Linked DNA regions of Homo sapiens: region 1 is linked to region 2. Evidence: chromatin loops called from intact Hi-C (ENCODE). Cell type or tissue: Caco-2. All regions are shown on one strand. Links, peaks and the distances in the headings refer to the core of each region. The heading gives the core; the rest is flanking DNA.

Region 1 (8,186 bases), core at 1,532-5,531, 86 kb before region 2:
TTTAAAGGTTTGTTTAGTTTTAATTAAAATTATACAGGATCATAGAACAAAATCAAAGGTGAGTGTGAAAAGGAAAGTAAAAGTTCCCTTCTGCTACCAGTCTAACAAGATATACTAATAATAATATTGGTTAACAAAGTGTATCTTCATAATATAATATTAATTATATAAATTAATATTAATAATATCTTAACAGTTAATATAAAAGGGAGGAGATTTGGGAGTAATAATGCTTTGAAAGACAGTTGAGTTTACATCAGAAAAATAAATGAGGGTGAAAAGATAATTAAGTATTTTTTTATTTTTTTTTTAGACAGAGTCTTGCTGTGGCCCAGGATGGAGTGCAGTGGCGTGATCTCGGCTCAGTGCAAGCTCCACCTCCCGGGTTCACGCCATTCTCCTGCCTCAGCCTCCTGAGTAGCTGGGACTAGAGGTGCCCGCCACCACGCCCGGCTAATTTTTTGTATTTCTTAGTAGAGACGGGGTTTCACCGTATTAGCCACGATGGTCTCGATCTCCTGACCTTGTGATCCACCCGCCTTGGCCTCCCAAAGGGCTGGGATTACAGGCATGAGCCACCACACCCGGCCAAGTAAGTATTTTTTAAATACTGAAATTTAAAAAAAAATCTTAATAGCAAAATACTCTGCAAAATATCATGGTAAAATAAATACTTTAAAAAAATAAATTAACTCTTTAAAATGCTGGAAGGAGAAAAATCTGTCAACCCAGAACTACATAGCCAGAAAAAATATCTTTCAAAAATAAGGGCAGAATAGAGACTTTTTAGATAAGGGAAAGCTGAAAAAAATTCATTGGCAGCAAGCCTGAACTATGACAGTTCTTCAGTCTACAGGGAAAGAATACTAAGTGGAAACTCAAATATATAAGAAGAAATGAAAAATTTGCTGGAAATGGTAAACATGTAGATACATATAACACAGTACTGTCTAATTTCTTTAAAAGACAACGACCATTTAAAGGAAAGCAATATTGTATTGTGGGATTTATAAACTATGTAGAATTAAAATACAAGATAGCAATAACACAATCATCATCTTTCAGGCCACTGTCCCCTCCTTACTTACTCCCCTGCTAAGCCCAGACATTATGAACAAGAACTGGATTTAAATTTTGGCACTACCACTTCCTAAGCAACCTCTGTCAAATCATTCAAATTCTCTAAACCTCAAATTCCTAGTCTCAATGTTGGTGGTTTTATCACCATCTCCACAGGCTTAGAGTGCAGGCAGGAGCATGTCGGCCTGGGCTGTGAGCCCAGGGTTTTGGTCCCCAGAGCCCACTGAACCCCAGTGCTGTACAGTCGCACTGTGATGCCATAAAGTATCTATGTGACCATGGCAAGCCACTCACTGACGCTGGTCCCCAGAAGCTCATCCATCAACCACGCACACCCACTAGCCTGCTCAGCTACCATTTGGCACCTTTTCCCCGGTCCCAGCCTCTCTTCATGGGGCAATACCCTCCCCCTGGAGGATAAGCCCAGCACTGTTGCTGCATCCCCTGGTGCCCATCCATTGAGAGACCAGTGGGTATCCCACCCTTCTGCTGGTTACTGCACTGCCACTGGGCACCACAGACTACTAACACTGAACCCGAACGTTCAAGTCATCAAAGGGTCAATGACCAAGCAGAGAACCCTCAGGATGTGTGATCACAGGATAGCCAAAGAGGAAGTATAGTCCCCTCCAGGTGACAGTACCACATCAGCATGTCCTTGCCCAAAATCATTCCTGAGTACCTACTATGTGCCAGACATTGTGCAAAGCATTGAAAACACAAGTTAAGAAAAACACATGCTGAAATTTTGGGGGCAGGTGACATGGGGTAGACAGACACACCTCAAAGAAGACAAATTTAACACAGAGCCATCAAAACAATAGCAATACTGTCAGGTCACCTTCATGGAGTATCCACAATATGCTACGCACCCTTGTGTCAGTTCTCCAGGGCCACCGTAACAAATCACCACAAACTTCGTGGCCTAAAACAACAGAAATTCATTCTCACACCGTTCTGGAAGCTAGAAGTCCAAAACCAAGATATCAGCAAGGCCACACTTTCTCCAAAGACTCTAGAGGAGAATCCTTCCCTGCCTCTTCCCACTTCTGGTGGCTCCAGACGTTTCTTGAATTGTGGCTGTGTCACTCCAGTTTCTGCCTCCATCTTCACATAACCTTCTTCTGTGTCTCTTTTTCTTAAATCTACCTCTGCCTTTCTCTATAAGGAACCTGTCATTGAATTTAGGGCACATCCTAAATCCAAGGAAATCTCATCTCGAGATCCTTAATTCCATCTGCAAAAATCTTTCTTCCAAATACGGTTACATTCTGAAGTCCCCAGTGGACATTTCTTTAAAGGGCTACAATTCAACCCACTATAGCCCTTTATAGACATGGACTTCCCCAGGCCTCAAAACAATCTTCTAAGGCAAATACTGTTAATACCCTCATTTTACATATGGTGAAACTGAAGCCCAGAGAAGCTAACGCTTTGCCCAAAATGACATGATTAATAATGTGAGAGCCAAGATTTGAACCTTGGTCTCTCTGATGTCTTGATGCTACTTTTTAGAACCTCCCATTCTTTATACATCCCATGAGAGTTGGAAGCAGACTGGGCTAATCCAACCTTCACAGTCAGAGACATGTTCTCAGATGGAGGTAGAGCTAAACCCAGCACTGATAGATGAGTAAGTTGAACCAGAAGAAGAAACCAGGAAGGGGCATCCAAGCAGCGGAAGTAGCATGGCCCAGGGAACAGTCTAGTTTACTGCCAAGGAACAGTACATCACTCATGATAGCTGCTGCATGGGGTGCAAGAGAGAGAAAAATGAGCAGCCCCAGAAACAGAGCTCTACAAGGTCAGGGCCCAGAGGTCTTTGGGTGCCAGAGGGAAGCTGACCTTTGTCCTACAGGCTGTAGGGAGCCATTGAACTGGGTGAAGCAGAACAGGTATATAAGCTAGGGTAGGACTGTGCAAATGCTAGACTGTGGGGCACACTGGCCAACATGGAAAAGTTACCCAACTCCTATTGGCTGTCCCCACCTGGTTGTTCTGCTCTAAGCCTGCTGGTGTAAGGACTGGTAGAGTTGGTGCCACTCAGGGCCGCTTGTTCCCAGGCCCCAGCTCCAACACTCATCTCTGCCTGCTGGGCTTAGAATCTAAGCCTAACTCTCAAACATACTGACATTTGAAAAAGGCATTTCTGATAGAAATGAAAATGGGGTGGTTACCTCAAACGAGCAACGGCAACGCAGGAGTCATACATTATTGGCTTACTGCTGGAAAGGTCATGAGCACCCGGAGGCAGTCCGTCTCTCTCCCCGAGGCCCAGGAAGGCCGAGTTGATCAAAGCCCCTGCACACACAAGCAAAGCACCCAAGGAATGTATCAGGAAGGTGAAGGTAAACAGGACGCAGCTAAGGGCCCAAAGCAAGGGGAGCAGTGGCTGCCTCCCAAGTTGTGGCTATCCTGAGGGACCCAGACCACAGCCTAGAGGGTGAGCAGAGGGGGACATTGGCAGAACAGATGATTTTAACCTTGCTAGCAGCAGCACCCATTCTGACTGCCTGTGAACTCAGCCGCCCAGTTCCTGCTATGCATGCCTGTGGCCGATGCCGGGTAGACTCAGGGCGGGGCTATTTGCTCACTGGAATCCTGTGCATTTTGTGGGCAGTGAGAGTGTCACAGTTAGACCTGAGCTTCACTGTGAAAATATTCATGCTTCACCGGGAGAAAGCTAATGGGTGATGATAGGAGGGTGCCCCTTAAATGGGCTCTAAGGACAAGCAATGGTTGCTGGGCTCCAGCCTCTGCGCAAGCCTCTCGGGATTTTGAGTTAAACACTAGTAAGATCTCTTCTCACATGTCTTGTTGCAGTGTTCCATGAACTGGACAATCTTTTTCTTTTCTTTTTTTTTTTTTTAAGAAGTACACATTTTCCGTGGTTTACCAAGTTTGACAAAATCAAAGAATTGAGAGAAATGTTGATGAACTAGAGAGAAAGGGCTGATAGCTCAGGTAATTATGCTTGATTTCAGTTCAACACTTATGGAGAATCTACTATGTGGCAGACACCAGGCAGTGTATTTTACGGCCTAATAGCTTGGGCTCCTCTCTTCTCAGGTGCCACTCAGGACCCTGGGGCCCTTGCACTTATGTAACGATTCAGCCTCAACCTTTCTCCTCTGTTCCCTGCCTGCCTTCCAGGTATGAGATACCACAGGGCAAAGAATACAGCAGTTTCGTATGCAGAGCCAGGCTGCCTGGGATCAGTCTTGGCATTCCCACCTCCACGTGGCTCAGTTTCCTCATCTATAAAATGGGTAATAATAGTACCTACCTCATAAGGTTGCCCTGAGGATAAGCAAATTATCTGCTGGAAAGTGCTTAGGCCAACGCCAGGCACCTAGTGCGTCCTCTGCAAGCTCCATCTCTTATTCAGGGAGCCTCAAGTCCCCCAGTTTCATATCCTCGGTGCCAGGTTTCCTTAGCCAAGTGTGCCAAGGGAACTTCCGCAACTTTTTTTTTTTTTTTTTTTTTTTTTGAGACGGAGTCTCGCTCTGTTGCCCAGGCTGGAATGCAGTGGCGCGATCTCTGCTCACTGCAAGCTCCGCCTCCTGGGTTCATGCCATTCTTCTGCCTCAGCCTCCCAAGTAGCTGGGCCTACAGGCACCCGCCACCACACCCGGCTAATTTTTTGTATTTTTAGTAGAGACGGGGTTTCACTGTGTTAGCCAGGATGGTCTCGATCTCCTGACCTCGTGATCCGCCCGCCTCGGCCTCCCAGAGTGCTGGGATTACAGGCATGAGCCACCGCGCCCGGCCTCACTTCTGCATCTTATAAACTTTTTTCAGCCCCACATCTCTCCCAAACAAGCCCCTCTCCTGGTTAAATTGTTCTCGCTACCACTGATCACAATATTGCTTCGCTAGCCATAACTTTTAATAATTTACTGGATTCATTTAAAGTGTTTTTAATTACAAATGTTCTAGTTCAGTTAGATACAAAATTAAATGCAGCAAGTAATTTTATTTTCTCCATATATTATCTCCCGAAATTGGAGTAGCTTAGTGCATCCTTATTGTCAAAGGGTTTCTCAGCCCACGTGATTCTGTAGGAAAGGAACTTCCCACTGTTTGCTGAAGATGTCAACCACTAGTGAGGTAGAGGCAGGAAGTGGAGCAAATACCATCAAGCTGATGGACAGCATATGTTTGTCTCTCCGGTCAGAAATTCACACTTGGGGAACACTAGTTCATTCTCCTACCTGGCCCTTTAACTTTCTCAGGATCTCCCTGACAAGTAGCCTTCAACCTCAACACCGTCAGTGTCTCTCACGGCAGTTCAGCTAGAGACACAGAAGAAAAAAGATGGGCTCGATGTAAGTCAGGTGAATGGGTGTCTGGGTAAGAGTTTGTGTGTAGCAGATGCCAATGGGGTGGGGGAGGGAGAGCGGGAGGATATTGGCTATCTCATGGCTGGAAGATTTGTAAGTAAGTAGCAGGAAAATTATTTCTATGACAAACTTGTTAGGGTTTATGAGATCGCTTAAGGGAAAGAACTTTGAGACTGAAAAAAGTGCTACATAAATGGACTGTTTTGAAAGGGGAGTACAGTCAATTAGTAAGCTTTCCAAAGTCAGAGGACTTTGTCGTACACGCACTTTTTACACTTGGTAATAGAATGTTGGATAAAAGTCACAGGTTGGTGGAATGAGTTGACTTATTCTCACTCTTCATTACTCTTAAATAAATATTGGGTCTGAAGGCAGGAGTTCTGGAAGGAGAGCCATGTGCGTACGGTGTTTCAGCCCCATTTGGCATATTAGGAAATTTGGAACTAAAAAATTTGTAGCCAAGGGTACATGCCTACGAAGTGACAGAGCCAGCGCCAGACCAGGGCTGTCTGCTACCCGAAGCTCACAGACCATTCCAGGAAAAGGCCCAGTCACGGCTAGGCCTGGGTGTCTACACCCTTTATGTTGCCAGATTTAGGGATTAAGTCAGATTCTTAACTTTAACTCGGCCCAAGCAGTTTCCTCCCAGGGCTGATACTGACAAAACACTGCATTTTGGTTGAAAGGACTGTGCAGTCAGCCTCTTCGCCTCTTCTGTCAGGAGTTCTTGTGGAAGCACTGACGCCAGTGCCATCTCGGAAAGCGTGGCATCCTCCCTTCTTTCCATCTCAAACTCCATGGCTGGGCAATCGGGGCAGGAGGCAAAGGGGGCGGGGTTAGGGGCGGGGGTAGCAGAGGGTGGGGCCGGCAGAGGGTGGAGTTAGAGGTCCTGTTCAGGTACCTCTCCAGCATTTGGTCAGGCCCTGCCGACCCAAGTTTGCATCCTGGAAGGCTCTCTCAGGCACCTTGTGCCATTTTATGGGCAAAGTACGTGAAGGTCATCGTGCCATCCTTGGAAGAGGCAGGCTGTGCGTGAAACAAGGGCCTGTCTGCTCTGCCCCATGGAGGATTCCAGAACAGGGTCTGCACATACACTGCCCAGGCTCGAGATTTAATGGTTCCCCTCCCTAAGTTTGTCACACACGAGATGGTTTTGGGTGGTACAAGTGGAAACACTTTTTATGGCACTTATGCATTTATTTTAATGCATATTAGCTATGTGTAGCCCAGCTAACCTGTGATTTCACAGATACTGCTTAGGAAAAGCTAATTTCATAGATCTATAGAACATTTGATGTATTAGTGATGTACCGTTTCCATGTCTCCAATTAGCTCCATACTGGAGCAAGAACATATACACATCACCCTCCCAAGTATGAGAAAGAGTGAGAAGAAACAACATTTCAGAGGTGTCTTAGCATGTTAGATGGGAATATAGGAAAGAGGTGAGGAACAAGTGTTCTGAAGTCAAATTGCCTGGGCTGGCCATGCTGGTCTTTTAATTTCCTAGCTGTGTGACCAAGGGGCAAGTGCCTTAATCTCTCTGTATTACTTTAAGTGTTGAGCCATTAAAATTTGTTGAGTCGGCCGGGCACAGTGGCTCATGCCTGTAATCCCAGCACTTTGGGAGGCCGAGGCAGGCGGATCACGAGGTCAGGAGATCGAGACCATCCTGGCTAACACGGTGAAACCCCGTCTCTACTAAAAAATACAAAAAAATTAGCTGGACGCGGCGGTGGGCGCCTATAGTCCCAGCTACTAGAGAGTCTGAGGCAGGAGAATGGTGTGAAACCGGGAGGCGGAGTTTGTAGTGAGCCGAGATCGTGCCACTGCACTCCAGCCTGGGCGACAGAGCGTGACTCCATCTTAAAAAACAAACAAACAAACAAACAAAAAAAGAATTTATTGCGTCCTTTGTTACTGCAGCTAGCAATGTCCTCATACTGCCCCCATGGAAAACCCTGGAAAAGGATGTTCTCATCTGTAAATGTAGCCATTTGAAAAGGCATAAAGTTACCAAAACTAAAAGCAGTGATTTACAACATTTAATAACTTAGTATTGTTGGAAATAATAACATAACATAATGTGTTCACGCCTGTACAATTTTTAAAAAATTATTCTGCTAATCGAAATCATCAGAGTTAGCAAAGATGCCGCCAGTGTGCTTGGAATTTAGCTCTTTGAGTAGGTGCAGGTCTGCTGCCCTCAGGCTACCACACTGGCTAGGCTTTCTCAGTCACTGATTGGGTCTGCACCAGGCAGCAAAGATTTCACTGTCATAGACCTGCAGGCAGATGAGCTCTAACTTTAGAGAATGAGAATATCGCCTTAAAATTAGCATGGCCTCTACTAGAGCACTTTAAGCTAAAGACATTTCTTGTCAACAAATACTTGTTGTTGTTGTTGTTATTTTGCTATTTTAAGCTAAAAAAGGTTTAACAATAATTTTTCAAATTAATAATATACAAGTCCTCAATAAAAAGAATGAAAGCAAAGGGTTTTATAAACTTTTTTAGAAATAAGAGGTTTTTATTGCAGGAGCAATACATGTTTATTTTTGCAAATTTAGAAAATGAAGAAAAGAACAAAGTATTTTAAATTGCTTAGAGTCCAACTAATCATGAAGTGTGTATATGAGCATATAGATATGTATATATGTATATGTACTTATGTGTACGTTACCATTTTACTTTTTCTGCCCAAAATTAAAGTCATACATACCTTCTATTTTGTAACTTTCTATTTTTCAGTTCACATAATGC
Region 2 (8,186 bases), core at 2,273-6,272:
CCTGCAATTGGCCAAAACTTTGTGATTGGTACAAGGGTAAGTTACAGCCTGTTTACATGTTCAGTGAGGTTACAGTTCACCGTAAATGGAGAAACCTTTAGGCTGAACTAAAATATGTAAGAAGGCAGCTTTAGACTAAACTTTACACCAGTGTACCCCTGCTTTGGCTTAAGCCCAGGATGTATCTAACACGTCAGCCTAAAATTCCTCAGGGCCTTGGGACTGCTGAATCTGGGGGAAGCAGAGACTAATGACAGCCAGAGAAATTCCTCTCTACTTTTCAAGACCCATCTAGAGTTTGGTGCTTAGAAAGCAAACTCTTCTTTAGTGGACATCTGAAATAGTCAGAGGTGCTATTGACCAGCCTGCCTCCCCATCCTCCTGGCAGCATGGCTTCTCAACTCAACTCATGGGTCTATTGTTTTTGTGCATGGGTGTTTTGTTCCAGTTTTGAAAGTTGGTTCTGTGCTCCAAGGACAGGACAAGATTAACAACTCAAAAAGATCATGGCCCTCTCCTCTCCAGCCCAGAAGGGCCAGCATCTCCTTGGCAATCAGCCAGCCTGGCAGTGTCCTTCCCAGTGATTGGAAAGCACTGGTACCTGCAGTCAAGGCTCCATCAGGAGGGACAGCAAACCCAAGGAGGCTCCAGAGGCTGCACAACAGGGCTGCTAGAAGCTCGTATCCCACAGCCCGCCTCAATGGGTCAGATTTGCAACAAAACCGTGTTGCCCTCACCCACACCAGGCATCAGCCACCAGGCACTTGGAGCTCAGACCTGGGGAGAAATCTGTAATAAAGCAGGGTTGCTTTCTGAATAGAGTGGAGAGTGGGAAGCCAGCCAGGACCCAAGCAAAGAAACTGGGGGCAGAAGGACACAGCAAAGAATTGTCGCTAGGGAATTGTATTCCTCACGAAGCCGACAGTCCAGGCAGGGGGAGGCAGGCCAGGGAGGCCGCACTGCAAGAGTCTGAGGGCCTCCCTTAGTTGCCACTTCCACACAGAGATGAAGATGGCGTTCAAAATGGCGGAGGGCGCCAAGGCTGGGAGCACTGAGCAAGCCACATGCCCAGCCGGATGGGGCAGAACAAACTGACAAAAATGGCCTTGGCCTGTCAGAAACTACTTCCAAGAGTCACCTTGGATGGGAAATGTTCAAAATGACAGCATTAGGCTGGCAAGCCCCACCCTGAGTCTCCAAACTAGGTCCAGTGTGCCTGCTCCAAACTCTCAGAGCCTGCGATTCATTCCCCATGAACACTTACTGCCGTCGGTCATTACACTTTTATTTCGTGACGATTTGCTCAGTGTCTATCTCTAAGCTCTGTGAAGTCAGGTCCTGCCTGGTTTCACAGGTATTGTGTCCCCAGGGCCGAGCACACTATCTGGGCTGAGCAGGTGTGAAACACATATTTGTTGAGGGAATGAATATTCTCTCCACCTCACAGACGTGGATACTAAGATTCCACTGCTAGTGCGCGACAGAGGAATACGCAAACCCAGATTTAATACACTTCTGAACCAGCGGTTCTCAAACTTCCGCTACAACAGAATCACCCAAAGGGCTCGTTAAAAATCACAGAGTTCGGGGCCTCAACTCCAGGGTTTCTGTCGCAGTAGGTCTGGGGAGGGGCCAAAGAATGCAGAATTTGTGCTTCTGTCAAGTTCAGCCAGATGATGCTGATGTTGCAGACAGGTCCAGTCTGGGGACTGTCCAGGCTCCTCGTCTCTGAGCACCTCCCCCCAGCTGGGTGCATTTGGTGGCGAAGAAAAGTCAAGGCGAATTCACCCTTGATTCACAATTGTCTTTTGTTTGTTTGTTTGTTTTTGAGTGTTTACTCAAGGCTTATATTCACGTCGTTAGAATCTGGTGTACCTCCTGGACTGTGAGGACCTCCTTCCTCCTCACCATCCTGATGACAGAGAGAGCAAGCTGCAGCAAAGCTGAGTCTCCCCGGGGGGCTGGCCAAGGCTCCAAATGAACTGGCGGCCCAGAGGCAAAGGGGTCTGGGAGACCCTCTCCAATCCCAGCACAGCTGACTCATGTCCATAAAAAAGAGAAACATGAAATTCTGCCTAGAGAGAAATGGGCAGGCCGCAGTGCCCACCACAGCCCTGGAGATTTCTAGAACGCTCCCAGAGCCACACTTTCAGACACCCCACAGTCCACCTAACGTCCCCCTTTCTCCACTCTCTTCTTCCCTTCAGAGCATTTCAACAAACTCCCAAACAAACCTCCACATAGCTGTAAACTCACATTTCGGTGTGAGAACAAATGATACAGATTTTGCATCATGTACAGCTGGTTCCATACAAACGATAAATATTTCAGCCTGTGAGTTCTATTTCTATTTTGAGTCCCAATCCACAGAAAAGACACTTATACTGACTTCCTTTATCAGGAACAGTGGCCATAAAAAATATAACTCCCTGTCTTCCAAAATGGTTGAACTATGATTCCTCAGAACCTAAAAACAGAAATACCATTTGGCCCAGCAATCCCATTACTGGGTTTATACCCAAAGGAATATAATATATCATAAAGGCACGTGCACTCATGTGTTCATTGCAGCACTATTCACAATCACAAGGACATGGAATCAACCTAAATGTCCATCAATAGTAGACTGGATAAAGAAAATGTGGTACATGTACATCATGGAATACTATGCAGCCATAAAAAAGAACGAGATCATGTCCTTTGCAGGATCATGGATGGAGCTGGAGGCCATTAACCTTAGCAAACGAACGCAGAAACAGAAAACCAAATACCACACATTCTCCCTTATAAGTGGGAGCTAAATGATGAGAACACATGGACACATAGAGGATAACAACACACACTTTGGCCTATTGGAGGGTGGAGGGTGGGAGGAGGGAGAGGATCAGGAAAAATAACTAATGGGTACTACGCTTAATACTTGGGTGATGAAATAATCTGTACAACAAACTCCCATAATACAAGTTTACCTAGGTAACAAACCTGCACATGCACCCTGAACTTAAAAAATAAAATATAAACATATGTAACTCCCTAGTTAATGGCTCATTTCAGGGTTAAGATCCCATGTCAGAGGTGTTACATGTAAAAGCAGTTCCATGGGGGCGGGAGGGGGAGAGAAATCTGAAAGATTTTAAACAAAAACTATCAGGTAGAGCAGGATTGGAGAGTTGGAGGAGATGCCCGGAGTAAGTTTTTTTGTGTTTTTGTTTTGTTTTGTTTTGTTTTTTGGGGGGGACAGAGTCTCGCTCTGTCTCCCAGGCTGGAGTGCAGTAGTGCGATCTCAGCTCACTGCAACTTCCACCTCTAAGGTTCAAGCGATTCTCCTGCCTCAGCCTCCCAAGTAGCTGGAACTATAGGCTCCCGCCACCGCGCCTGGCTAATTTTTTGTAGTTTTAGTAGAGATGGGGTTTCACAGTGTTAGCCAGGATGGTCTCGATCTCCTGACCTTGTGATCCGCCACCTCGGCCTCCCAAAGTGCTGGGATTACAGGCGTGAGCCACAGTAAGTGTTTTTTCAGCTCATTACTAGCCAACGCTAAGGCGACCTACAACACTCATTCACGTGCATTTCACACACTGGAATTTTGGAAAGAATTATGCTGTGACTGAGGTTTACCCCAGCACAATTAGGGAAGTAAGGATTTGTGTCTATTGTTCTAACTGTTAATTAACTGTGTCAACAAGATTGTAGAGAAAAAGTTTTAAAGCCTCTTAAGAAGACAAAGAGTTTTTAAGCATCCCTGAGTACTTTAGGAATACCCAAGGATTTAAATTGACAATGATAAACCATCACTAATTACAGTCATTCTTAACTGATTCTCACCAAGGATCTCTTTATTAGATAACACTTGTTAACCTGGTTTCAACTACAGCATGTACTTAAGGAAGATTAAATTCAATTTAATTCAGATCTGCGCTTCCCGAGTTTCCTAGAATATGTCAAGTAATGAGACTGATTACCCTGAAATATGCTATTCTTCAAATTGGCCCTTTCCCATTGACTCAAAATGGTCAGATTTGAGTCTGCGTCCAAAACTTGTAAACACAAAAATACAACTTTATAATACATTGTATTACAATTGCTAGGATGTCCCAAAGCAAGGACCACAGTCACATCTTTGTATCCCCAGCACCTAGCACAAGGCTCATCCCAGGTTTGCAGAAAGAATTTGCAAAGACTCACAGAAACCACACAACCTCAACAATGGATCGTTCCAGAGGAAGAAAGGCGAGGAAGTCACGTGTCAGTTTTTGAAAACAGGACTCGCTTTCTTTCACTGCATGTTTCTGATGAGCAGACACTGACTTAGGGTTTTTAGTTGCTTTATCTTACTCAAGTCTCAGGACAATGAGGAACATTCTCCCGCGCAACTATTTCGCAAATACAGGGAAAGGCAACAAGGCTGTTACGTGGGGAGGATCTGTCCAGATCCACGTCAGTTCCCCCAACCAATGGGCTCCAAGCTTTCGTGCAGGTCCAGCCCACACTGAGCCTGGGTCCACATATCCTGGGGCCTGGGACCTTGTCAGTGGTTTTGACCATTTCAGAAATTAAAAGACAGGAGAAGGCTTACAGTGACCAACGGTGAGGAAGAAGGGAGGGGCAGGTCAGGGAACGAGAGTAAAGAGGAAGACGGAGGAGAGCTTTGTGTGAAACGCACCAAGGATTGCCTCATTTTGTCTCCTTTGTGTCGTCAAAGCAGTTTGGCCAGGCAGAATGACTGCCCTGAACAAACGCACGAGTCCTGTTCACCTGTCATTGTGATCTTTCAGTGAATTAGCTGAGTAGTAATAAGTACAATGGGTGTTTAACCCATTGTAGTTAGTAACATTATTGTTGTTTAAAGTATTGTTCTTCACTTAGAATCAAGTAGATTTTGAAATGAGAACAGGAAAATGTAATCAGAGTTTGCAAGGATTGTTTCAATAAAATGAAATTGGTAAAAGAACTACAGCTTAAGAAAGCAGGTCACGATTTTTAGAAGACATAAAAATCTCAGAGGAGAAAATTCTAACTTTTTTTTTTTTTTTTTTTTTTTTTTTTTTTTGAGACAGGGTCTCACTGTGTTGTGCAGGCTGTAGGGCAGTAATTCAAGCTCAGCTCGCTTCAGACTCAAACGCCTGGGCTCAAGCGATCCTCCCACCTCAGCCTTCTGAGTAACTAGGACTCCCGGGGCTCGCCACCACACCTGGCTAATTTTTAAAATTCTTTGTTGAGACGGGGTCTCATTATGTTGCCCAGGCTGAAACTGAATTCCTGGCCTCAAACGATCCTCCCATCTCACCCTCCCAAAGTGCAGAGATTACATACGTAAGCCACCATGCCCCACCCAAAAAAATTCTTAAAACCAGATTCCAGAGTCAACATTCCCAGAGGTTAGACTAGTGTGAGGTCTAGACTTTGCATAGCTCACCCCCAGTGCCCAAGCAGTTTATTCATTCATTAAACACCTACTACATGCCAAGAGGTATTCTAGATGCTGGGGATATGACAGGGCACAAAGCACTTAAAATCCCTGCATCAGAAAGCTTCCATTCTAGATTAAGAAGACAGGCTGTAACTAGATAAACATATAAATAATGTGCCAGACAATGATAAGGATTATGATAAGGAATAAAGCAGAGTTAGAATGAGGTATGATCCCTCTTTGAATTGGGTGTTCTGGGAAGCTTCTTTAACAAGGTAACAAAACAGAGTCCTACACAGATTTCTAGGGGGAAAGCATTCCAGATAGAAGGAACACCAAACGCGAAGACACTTGAAATTCTAGTGCAACTGACTTCAATTGATTAAAGAGCATTTGCTGTGTGCCGGATGCTTTACAGCACTGATTTTATTTCAATGATACAGCAACTCTGCACCACTAATTATTATTACTTCCATTTTATGCACTGCTACATCGAAGATTTAGCCACAAGCCTAGCAAAGGGTGGACCTGTAGTTGATGGATGAACCTGGAGGTTGATAGCATTTCCGCAAGCCCAATGCTTTAAGGATTCTACTGTGGGGATCGAGTCCCTCCTGAAAGGCAGTAAATCTGCAGAGAGGTAAGTAAACACTGATTTAACTCTCTGATAGCACGTTAATGCAGCTGTCTAAAATGATATTTAGGAAGATTTTTCCTTATTTGAGTATGTGCAATGCAGTATTAAAAGAGTGTAAGAATTGTATATGTAGAATAAATTTAACTATGTAACAAAAAACCGCACAAGAATATATAATGCAAGGGAAATAAGTAAAAATATAAGCTGTGTGGTTGCGTCCTAAGTGCTCCATTTCTTTAATTCTTCACTTGTCAGTACTTCCAAAATAAGTCTCTTTTTTTAAAATTTATTTATTTTTTTGAGACAGAGTCTTGTTCTGTTGCCCAGGCTGGAGTGCAGTGGCACGATCTCAGCTCACTGCAAGCTCCACCTCCCGGGTTCACACCATTCTCCTGCCTCAGCCTCCTGAGTAGCTGGGACTACAGGCGCCCGCCACCATGCCCAGTTAATTTTTTGTGTTTTTAATAGAGACGGGGTTTCACCGTGTTAGCCAGGATGGTCTTGATTTCCTGACCTCGTGATCTGCCCGCCTCGGCCTCCCAAAGTGCTGGGATTGCGGGTGTGAGCCACCGTGCCCGGCCCAAAATATATCTCTTATGATAAGCAGGTAGGTATTAATATTTCTTTATCAGGAAAAATCATGAGAAATATTGCAAAAAGTGCATAGCCTTCTCCTTTGTCAGACCATATCTGGAGCTGTGACCACAACCCCACTGCAGGTATGTGTGGCCACCCCATTCGTAGTAAGTCTTCCATGTTACACTCCCTTCCCACACATTTTCCTTAAGAGAAGCCCTGAGCAAGGCTCAGTCAATGGTCCCCAGAGACAGGATCTGGCTGCTGCTCACCTGGCTGCCAAGGGAGGGAAGGAGCATGTGATATCTCCATCCATCACGTGGCTGGCCCATGGAGACACATTTTACAGGAGATATGCGAGCTCCACTTGCAAATCCTTCGGTTTCACTACTATAAATTCTCCTGGCTCTGATTAATAAAATATAATAGTAATTCCTAGAATATTGGCCTATTATCCAAAGTCAATGACAGAGCAATCAAAATCAGAATGAGTTATGGGGCCCAAGGATATGGTTGAAGATGAGGATGGGTAATTTCTGGCTTCCAAAGAAACACTAGAAGCATTAGGCCCAGGTAACAAATCAAAGGAATAATATTCAAGCTAGTTGTTTAAATTGCTCGAAGAGTAATAATAGGTTTATAAGGCAAATATTATAATATTTAAAAACCAGATATGAATGAAGTATCAGAGAAGTTAGGTGGACATTTGATGGGTTACAAACTGAGCCACATTGGTTGAATTTTCTATATTGTGTTTACTTCCTTCTCCTCCTGATGTATTTTTATCTTAATTTTGTTTAGTTTGAGTCTGTGGAGTTCTAGGTTGGCAGTTCTAGATATAGTTTCTTCTTTTATCAGGTAAAAATGATGCTACACATTTAACCAGACGTGACTGGGCCATTTTGAGGATAAAAGTTTCACGTCTAGTCAGCCAATGTTAAAACAGTGACAATCAGCCAATGTTAGGCAAACATTACACTCTAACATTAGAAGATTCCACAAAATGACTCAAAATATGAAAAGCACGGTCAAGGGTCCAACACCTAAGATTATCCAATCTCAAACTGCAGCTTCAGTGGGAGAAAGGAGCCGTCTCACAGAAATGCCCACTGCAGTCGAAATCCACATTGTTACCGTCATCTTTCAGAGCGGTGGGAACAGAACAGCACCCACACTGTAGAAACCACAGGGTGTTTTTGAGCCTAGACTACTGGGCGAAAAAAAAAAAAAAAAAAAAAACTGAAATTTCCCTGGTATTCTGAGCCTGAGAGCAGGCCCAGGTATCTCTTCGCCCTACCCCATCAGTGTTCCCGCCCCCCCACACCCCCCACCACCCCCCAAAATTCAGTAAGATTAGAATGAAAACTAGGAAATTCTAAATGCCTGAAAAACCAGCTGTGCTTCAAGGTACACTGGGTTGGTTATGAAAATTACCTGGTAGTACATTCTCACTGGCGGCCAGTTGCAGGTGTACCAAGAAAGCAGGGGATAATATCAAATATTCTTCTTTGTTTCTTTTTCTTTTGTCCTTTTATTTGATTCTAGCAGAGACAGCCCCTCTTA

Evidence for each region. A loop is a pair of places that touch in the nucleus more often than their neighbours do. Peaks named below come from ENCODE experiments on the same cell type or tissue, not always from the same donor. Only the 100,000 strongest peaks of a DNase experiment are listed, where the experiment ranks them.
Region 1: it touches region 2 in a loop (2.2-fold over the local background); 1 of 110 quality-filtered maps calls a loop at or near these places.

Annotation. Positions count from the first base shown.
Region 1 is chr15:93,317,418-93,325,603 of GRCh38, reverse strand. All of the region lies in intron 5 of LOC105370982 (a long non-coding RNA gene), which reads right to left. Among named protein-coding and RNA genes, the nearest start is that of RGMA, 230 kb to the right of the region's middle. In Caco-2, for the core only: no CTCF peak of the experiment used is centred there; DNase peaks (open chromatin) are centred at 3,373 and 3,643; H3K4me3 peaks cover 181 bases.
Region 2 is chr15:93,232,633-93,240,818 of GRCh38, reverse strand. All of the region lies in intron 4 of LOC105370982 (a long non-coding RNA gene), which reads right to left. Among named protein-coding and RNA genes, the nearest start is that of RGMA, 150 kb to the right of the region's middle. In Caco-2, for the core only: no CTCF peak of the experiment used is centred there; a DNase peak (open chromatin) is centred at 4,468; H3K4me3 peaks cover 661 bases.